2 separate regions of the Mus musculus genome follow, and region 2 is linked to region 1. A link is a contact called in ENCODE Hi-C data. All regions are on one chromosome and are shown on one strand. The core of a region is the stretch at or near the end of the contact, and the rest is flanking DNA. Distances in the headings are between cores, read along the strand shown.

Region 1 (4,008 bases), core at 689-3,188:
CACCCACCACCTAACCAACTCTACTTCTTTTAAAGCACAGCCCCTATTTTTTTTTTCCTATGAATTCACTGCCTAGGGGTTCATTGCCCAGTCTCATCATTGCTGCTTTATGAAGTCTTCACACCCTGTCCGCTGCATCACTCAGCACAAGAGCTTGTTTGGCAACAATTTAGCTGCTTTTCATCTAAATTTGTTCGACCTTAGAACCTTGTTAGAATGAATTGATCATTGTGAGTTCCTCTTATTCCAGGGCCTTTGCCAAGACACAGCCATTGTACTAGACCCACAACAGTGACAGAGTACTAGAGTTGTAATGCAAATTTACATTTATAGCAGGGCATAGTAGTGCATGCCTTTAATTATGGCACTTGCAAGGCAGAGTCAGGCGGGTCTCGGTGAGTTTAAGGCCAGCATGGTCTACAAAAAGAATTCCAATATAACAAGGGCTGTTACACAAGAAACCCTGTAGCAAAAACCAACCAACCAACCAAACAAACAAAAAAAAAAACAAGACAATTACATTTGTATATTCACTATCTTAAGAAAAAGTGCATTTATTAATCTTTTACAGGTTCTGTTATGCAATAAATTATACTTAACAGAGGTGCTAGTAACAATAGAGGCAGTGTCACCAATTACAGGTTTGGAATTGGAAAATTTGACAGTTCGTTAGACTGTCATTTTGGAATGACACTAAAAGTACTGCCTTAGCCATTGGCCTTGGCTTTCTCTCTTGACAGATTAGAGTACGTTACTGGTTTCTTTCCAAGTGCTAGAGTTTTCCACTAGTTTTTATCGTACTCATTGAGTTTTGTATTTTAAAAGAGTCTTCAATCTTCCTTCCACAATACCGCCCATATGTCTCTCCATCCTAGGAGTGATCCTCCTGTGGAAGATTTTGGCTTTCAAACTGGAACGTGGCACCTCTGTTCTATTTTCTGTCCCACTATGCCAAGTGCCGAATTTCACTCCTGAAGTTTGAAAAAGGCCCTACGAAAATGTTTGTCTCTCTACTCAAAACTTTAAGCATACTTGTTCATTTTAAAATTGTTCTTAATGCCACAGAGGTCATAATTTCTGGAGTCAAGTTATATAGAGATTTCAGTTTCCTCGGGTTCTGGGACTTAAAAAAAAAAGATCATTTTCTCTGCTATTAAAAACGTGTTTAGTCACAATCTTCAGCAGACGTAGAAACGAGAACAAACTTGTCCTCTTCCCCTAGTCCTAAATGAGGAGAGTGGGGACATACCAATTATGCTGCTACAGGAGAAATTCGCATTTGAACATGATTTCCGTGAAAACTCTCAAATATACTCTCAGGGAAAGTGAAAACAAATTTAGCGAACTTAGACTATTCCTTGCTGCATGTTTAATGTGTTTCAAAACACTGATTTTTTTTTTTCCATCGCTCCTTTTAGTTCTTGAGAAAAGGGAAGCGCTGCAGGATGAGGCGGGAGAAAGGTTAAAAGGAAACAATACTAAGGAGTCACACTTAAGCCTGAGTTCTTCAGATTCCCATGGTTAGCAAGAATGCTGCAGAGGGCCATGAGGAAAAAAAAATCCGAGCTGTTTTCAAAAATAATAGTAGCCAAGAAGAAAGTCGAAATTTTAAGGACCAAAATGCATTTCCACGTCATTACATGCCACCTCATTTCCTTGAATTATGGCCGTGTGAAATTGATTTCTCTGTAGATTGGATTCACGGGCAGTTTCCTTTCTTACAAAGCCACCGAGTTCCTTTTCCTCCCATTAAAGAGCAGGAGTAGCCCTTCAGATTTATTAGCAGCGTAACGTCCATCCTCGCCAGGGGGACCGATCTGAATAGAAGGTTTGCTTGCTGAACAGAGAGGTGGGCTACGGGGACCTCCCACGTTCTTCTCTGACCTGCATGCTTCTGATAAGAAAGGCAGCCGCTGCCTTAAAACAATGCTGCCCAAGTTTACACTGGCAAGTGGCTTTTCCTTATTGGTGTGGAAACGTAGCCTGGGGACCTCTGTTTACTGGGTTTGCCATCAAATTTCTGAAATTGTGATCTGGAAAACAGGCATTTCTACTGATTAGAAAATGAAAAGTTCCCCTGTATTATAAAATCAAAACAGCCTTTCTTCTTGGGAACCTGGACCTTCACAAACATTTTCTGGTTTTTTCTTTCTTTTTTTTTTTCTTTCTGTTGCTAACCTTCTCTCGTTTCTGCATGTGGATCTTGTTAGCACAAGGCACAGCACTGAAGAGCTTTCTTTTTCAATCAGCATGAAAACTATGCTGGCGAGAGAGATAGCTTGGTAGGTAAAGGTATTTGGCTGGCAAGCCTGACAACCTGAGTTCAATTCCCCTGGACCCACATGATCTAAGAAGAGAACTAACTCTCAAAAACTGTCCTGTGTCCTTCACAGCCACACTGTGGCACACTATAGTGCTTGTGTAACACGCACAAACTAATTAAATAAAAGTAAATAAAAATTAAAAGTAACCTTTCAAACTGTGAAATGTGATGTTGCAGCAGCGTTGGAAGCAATCTCGTCATTTCTGTGATTACAAAAATCGAAAGCAAAATCACGTAGCCATACTGGTCAAATTTAATATAAAGAAGGGAGACAAATACCCAACCATATTCTATCTAAAATCACCGCTTTCTAATCAAGTTTCTCAATGCTTTTTAGGACGAAGGGACAACAACATTGTTTTAGCTCTGAGCAAAGTTTGTCTTGCAAGCTTACTTTTGATACAAGCAGACTCAGACAAAATTCTACATGGAGGATCCAGAAGTGTTTGGCTAAATACCCAAATACTTAATGACAACTCAAACTAATAGCAAATCAGGTGAAGTACTCCATTTTTCATCTCCACAAATTATGGTCATTATGACAACTTAGAACTGGAGATTTGAGTTTAAAAATCATCGGATCATTGGTCACTTGGTTAAGACCCCGTTCCTGAAGACAGCACACACTTTGATCACAGGAAATGAAGAAATCTAGATGTTACTGACTAGGAACCTTCCTCTTTGTTGCTGAGCCTTCATATACTGAAATGGATGCGCAGTTGTCGGGGCAGAGTATATCATCAACAGTCTTACCCTATCGTTAACCCTATAAATTACAACAAAGACCAAGTGGCAAAGTATGTTCATGGGTACAATAGGGGCATAGATATTATGGGTGACAACCAATCTCTGCTCCAATGATTTAAGGCCAATTGTGTAGAAGAAAATGCATGCTAGATACTGTAAATCTGGCAAAGGACCCGTGGTTAGGGCAATCCTAGGTCCCAAGAGCGAACCTACCACAGTTCTTTTTCTAAACCGATATATTATCAAACTATCTGCTACCCAGATACCCAGGTCCATACCTTCGTGCAGCCCTCAGGCCTCATCAGGAAAATTGTGGATGATTAATGCAGTCGATGCAGAATTTACCTTCCTGTCAAAGTGTAGAGATTAAATGTCAGTGCAGGGCTCACAAATGAGACTGCTGTAACACACCTCTTCCCCAAGATTCAAAAGTCATCGCAGAACAGAGGTAGAAAGATTTTAAGAGCCACTGTTCAGGGAGGGTCAACGTGAAACAACGTCTTCTGGGCGTGATAGGGCTGCTACATTCATGAAGTGAAGACAGCTATGGAAGCCTGCATAGCTAAACAAGTTCAAGCCAATCAGCATCCTGGCATGGAGTTGAGGGTATTTCACAAGCCTTCAGCCCTGGCTAGGGAGCAACTGGCAGTCGATGGCATATCGGGGAGGAACAGTCAGTATAAATGTGTCACCCCCTAGTAGATTGACAGTGTTTCTTTGGATGGCAATACACCTGTGAGTACAGGCAGCTTGAATTGGACTTGAAAGATTATAAACAGAAAACGAAAAGAGGTTGGGAGGGGTTGGAGTGGTGGGGCTGAAAATACAGCCTGGATTCTAGCTCTATTGTTTTACTTTCAGGTATCTTCTCACCAAAAAAACCTTACCAGGACAAGTGTGGGCACTCCTGAGTAGATTCATTCTGAACTCATCCACCT
Region 2 (3,940 bases), core at 1,082-3,581, about 58 Mb before region 1:
GAGGTCTTTTATCTGTTGTAGCTTTGTCTTTTTCTTTTTCTTTTCATTACATCAGGTATATTGCCCTGTAAATTGTGGTAGTGGTACCAGGAATAAAAATTAAGGAATTTAAAAAAAAAAAAAGAAATAAATGAGGACACGAGGATTTTAAGTATGGTGGAGGTTTATTGTAGATATGAGGGAGAGTGTAGCCAGAGGCATCTGGAAGGGTCCACACTAAACTGGGCCATGAGAGGAGAGGGGGAGGAAAGAAGGGAGAAGAAAAGAGGGAGGAGGGAAGGGGGAGGCAGAGCAAAGAGAATACTCAGGAACCTGGAGAGCAAGAGACTGGCACACTGACAGCGCACTGTAGCTGTCTACAGACACACCAGGAGAGGGCATCAGCTCCCACTAAGGATGGCTGTGAGCTGGGAAGTGAACTCAGACCTCTGGAAGAGCACTCAGTGCTCTTTAAGCATGCTGAACTAGAGAAATAGATTTTACCTCCCCACACACACACACACACACACACACAGCCCAAATGGAGAAAGCATGCCTTAAAGTCAAAAATGTCTGCCATTTAAGCTGTCAATACTGGTTACAGAAAAGGCAGATATCTTAGCCAGGCATGGTGGCTCAGCTGTGTGATTCCAGCACTCTAGAGACTGAGGTAAGAGGATTGCCTAGACTTGGGAGGCCAGCCTGGCTGTCTCAAAAAACAAACTTACAACACGACCTAAGTAAAAAAAGCGACACCTTTGTACTATACACTAATCACAGCCAGATCTTAACCTCAAGTGCTTAGAAATTCACCTCACCTAAGAAGACCACAAAGCAACTTTCCTCTTTATATAGAAGTACATTCAGTTAAGCCAAAATACGGAAAGTAAACTGACCTGCCATGCCATTCACATAGTTTATATTGAGTAAGACCAGAATATAGGCAATATCTTAAAATGAACGGCCAGGGGCCTTTTCTCAAATAAAAAAGATGGAGGATGAGAAGAAGAGGAGGAGGAGGAGGAGGAGGCGCAAGAAGAGGTGGAGGAAAAGGAGAAAAGGAGAGGAGGAAGGAAGGAAGGAAAAAGGGGGAAGGGAAAATATCTTTGAAATTTCTGAAAACAGAAACAGGTTACCCTGTTACCTCCTGGGTATGGTGGGTAGGAAGGGTAGAAGATTTCCATATATACTGTACTGTGTTCCTTTTGAACACAGAGCCGTTTTTGTAAACTAGTTACTGTTCCGTAGTCTCAGTCACTCCGAAGGCAGGAGAATATTTCAGGCATAGAGTTTGGGGACAGCCTGGGCGACACAGCGAAGAGACTCAAGTTCCCCGCCCTCCCAAACCCAAATCCATCAACGAACAAACATCCAGTCAACGGGAAGGAAAAGTTAAATGAAAAGACAAATTAAAACCAGAAAACAAGGGATAAGAGGAAACGGTGCACTTTCGCTTCGGACCTCAACAGAGAAGAGGGGCTGAGCTATGCCACCCACGGCGCCCAAAAAGACGCTCGCTGACAGGCAGGCAGCCCCGCCCCCCGGAGCCCCGAAGGTGCCGGCCTCACCTCCGCTATCCGCGGCCTCGGGGTCCTGCTCCGCCTTCCGTTTGAGCTTCTGGGAGGACGGGCTGACCGGGGCGTTCCCGAGCAGGTACTTGTGCTCCTGACCCCGTAGGTGCTTGAGGTAGCGGTCCTTGAGCGACTGCCAGGAGTGCTGCGTGAGCGAGCTCTTCTCCATCGCTTTCCACAAGGCATTGCCTGTGACCGAGCTGGGCGAACGGGCGTTCTCCTTCACGTAGGTCAGGATGGCCACATCTTCCGCGTCGGTGTAGGCGATGCGCCCGGTCAGGGGCTGCGGCTCCGGTTCCGTGGAGCCCTCGGTGGAAGCCCCGGGCTTCGGATCGGACGCCTGCTCCGTCAGGCCCAGCCGATAGGCCTCCAGGTCCAGCTTCTCGTTGCGATCCACGCAGTCTAGGATGTACTGCGTGGAGATGAAGTCGCCCGAAGCCTCGGCCAGCGCCTCCCCGGGCTGGGCGAGAAGCACGGCTCCGGGTTCCTGCACCCGACACACGGTGCCGCCGCCGTGCAGGATGAGCGTCGACAGCCGGCGCTTGGCCGAGCTGGGCCGCACGTAAAACGACATGGCGCTGCCGTCTTCTCTCACGAACAGAGTGGAGGAGTGAGTGGGCCCATTGGGGTCTTTACCCAGATCCATCGCCTCCGCCATACCTGTCGCCCCGCTGTACAAGTAAAGCGCAGAAACGACACCACTAAGACGGACTCTCCGCCGGAGGAGCCCAGCACTGCGCCTGCGCAGCGAGAGTCCGGCCGAGGGCCCGCCCTCTTTCCCGGAAGAGGCAGGACTTAGAGCCACGACCTGGAAGTTCTAGTTCTACGCTAGTCATAATTTTTTTTTTTCTGGGTCGGGCCAGTGGGGAAGATGGCCACGCTGCAGGAGAGTGAAGTCAAAGTGGATGGCGAGCAGAAACTAAGCAAGAAGTAAGTGTCGTTGAAGATCTCTAAGTGTCTCTTGTTGCAGTGTTCCGATGGGAAGTGCCTGGAGTTTTCCCGCCAAGGCGACTGTGCCTGGGGTCCCTCTTGTCTTTTCCGGTGGGTGAGCACATGCTGGGACAGAGATGCAGTGCCGTAGAACCTACAGCCTCCAGGATGCCCCAGGAGGATCAACTGCGTGGCTGATGGGTTCCCTGGTCCTAGCCGTAGGGACGAGCATACCTAGGGAAAGCCAGCACAGAAACCGGGAATGGTAGCAAAGAAAAGTGAAACTAACTTTTCCCTACCTTCTAAGAAATGCTCTTTTAATTGAACCACTCCCCCAACGGATAGACTGGAAAATGGTTAAATATCTTTGTTCTTAAAAGAAGAACCTTTACATTATCCTTGGCCTATCCAAGGTTATTCTGCACCTTGGGTGTTAAAAGGGGGTACGTTCTGAAACAATAGTGTACCTACCCATATGTGTCACTCAAAGGATCTGTGACACGGGAGCAAGTGGCCTTATTTAGCGGGATACACCAGGCTCCCTTTGCACTGCTGGGGGTATCTTTGTAAAACACTCCAAATCCCAGAATTGAGTAGGCAGATAAGATTACCCTCCCTTTAACTGGTTGCTTTTAGGACTACACTCTAGTCCACTTGACCCACAGAACACTAGCAATGACTTGAATGTCTTCTTAGTGCCTGGAACTACATAGTACCCTCCAAAGCTGTAGGAAATAACTAGTTTAAGCTGTCACATACCATGGCTGCTTTCGTTAGTACCCTAGCAATAAATAAATCCCCTTATTGATCCCCGAGGGAAATACCAGAAACCTTCTAGATAATAACTGGGTTTCCTTTTTATGGCTGTGTTTCTGCTTTGTGTGGTTTAGAAGGATTTTAAAGAAAATGTTTAAATTTATGGGTTGCAGGCTCCCTGGTTGGTTGTCCTTTGTGTGAGCAGTTTAGTGGATTCCTTAGCGGAGGATGGGTGAGTTTATTAAATCAGTAGTTGGAATTTTGAGTCACAAGCGAAAGAAAGTACCTCAGTTTTCAGGTAATTTAAGGAAGCCTTACTGCTGCTTTCAAGTCACTTTTCTTTCTTTCTTTTCTTTTTTTTTTTGGTTTTTCGAGACAGGATTTCTCTGTGTAGCCCTGGCGCCCTGGCTGTCCTGGAACTCACTTTGTAGACCAGGCTGGCCTCGAGCTCAGAAATCTGCCTGCCTCTGCCTCCCTAGTGCTGGGATCAAAGGTGTGCACCACCACACCCAGCCCTCAAGTTACTTTTCTTAAATATACCTTTGACTTTAATTTACCCGTTAAACACCACGCTGGCACTATACAAACTTTGTCTAATCTCAGTAGTAATCTTGCAAGAGAAATGTTCATGCCCACATTTCCAAGTCAGAAACTACGGCCCTGGGTTTATGAGAAAATGGGAGTTCCCAGCGGTTGTGGGTGTG

What was found. Hi-C counts contacts between places; a loop is a spot of excess contacts on that map.
Region 2: a map of regulatory T cell shows a loop between it and region 1 (47-fold over the local background). The contact joins the promoter of Terf2ip here to the enhancer-like site in region 1. A Hi-C loop is called at or near these places in 2 of 37 maps with a recorded cell type or tissue (T-helper 17 cell and regulatory T cell).

What each region holds. Positions count from the first base shown.
Region 1 is chr8:54,484,546-54,488,553 of GRCm38, reverse strand. No RefSeq gene overlaps it. Among named protein-coding and RNA genes, the nearest start is that of Spcs3, 43 kb to the left of the region's middle. Within about 2 kb of position 1,938, at least 1 of the 3 ENCODE cell types and tissues checked has a DNase peak (open chromatin) inside an H3K27ac peak, as active enhancers do.
Region 2 is chr8:112,009,750-112,013,689 of GRCm38, reverse strand. It overlaps Terf2ip (telomeric repeat binding factor 2, interacting protein), which reads right to left and starts at 2,331. Exons shown (of 3, transcript NM_020584.2): 1 at 1,548-2,331. The coding sequence starts at 2,208. It overlaps Kars (lysyl-tRNA synthetase), which reads left to right and starts at 2,336. Exons shown (of 14, transcript NM_053092.3): 1 at 2,336-2,480. The coding sequence starts at 2,422. It also overlaps the pseudogene Gm6793.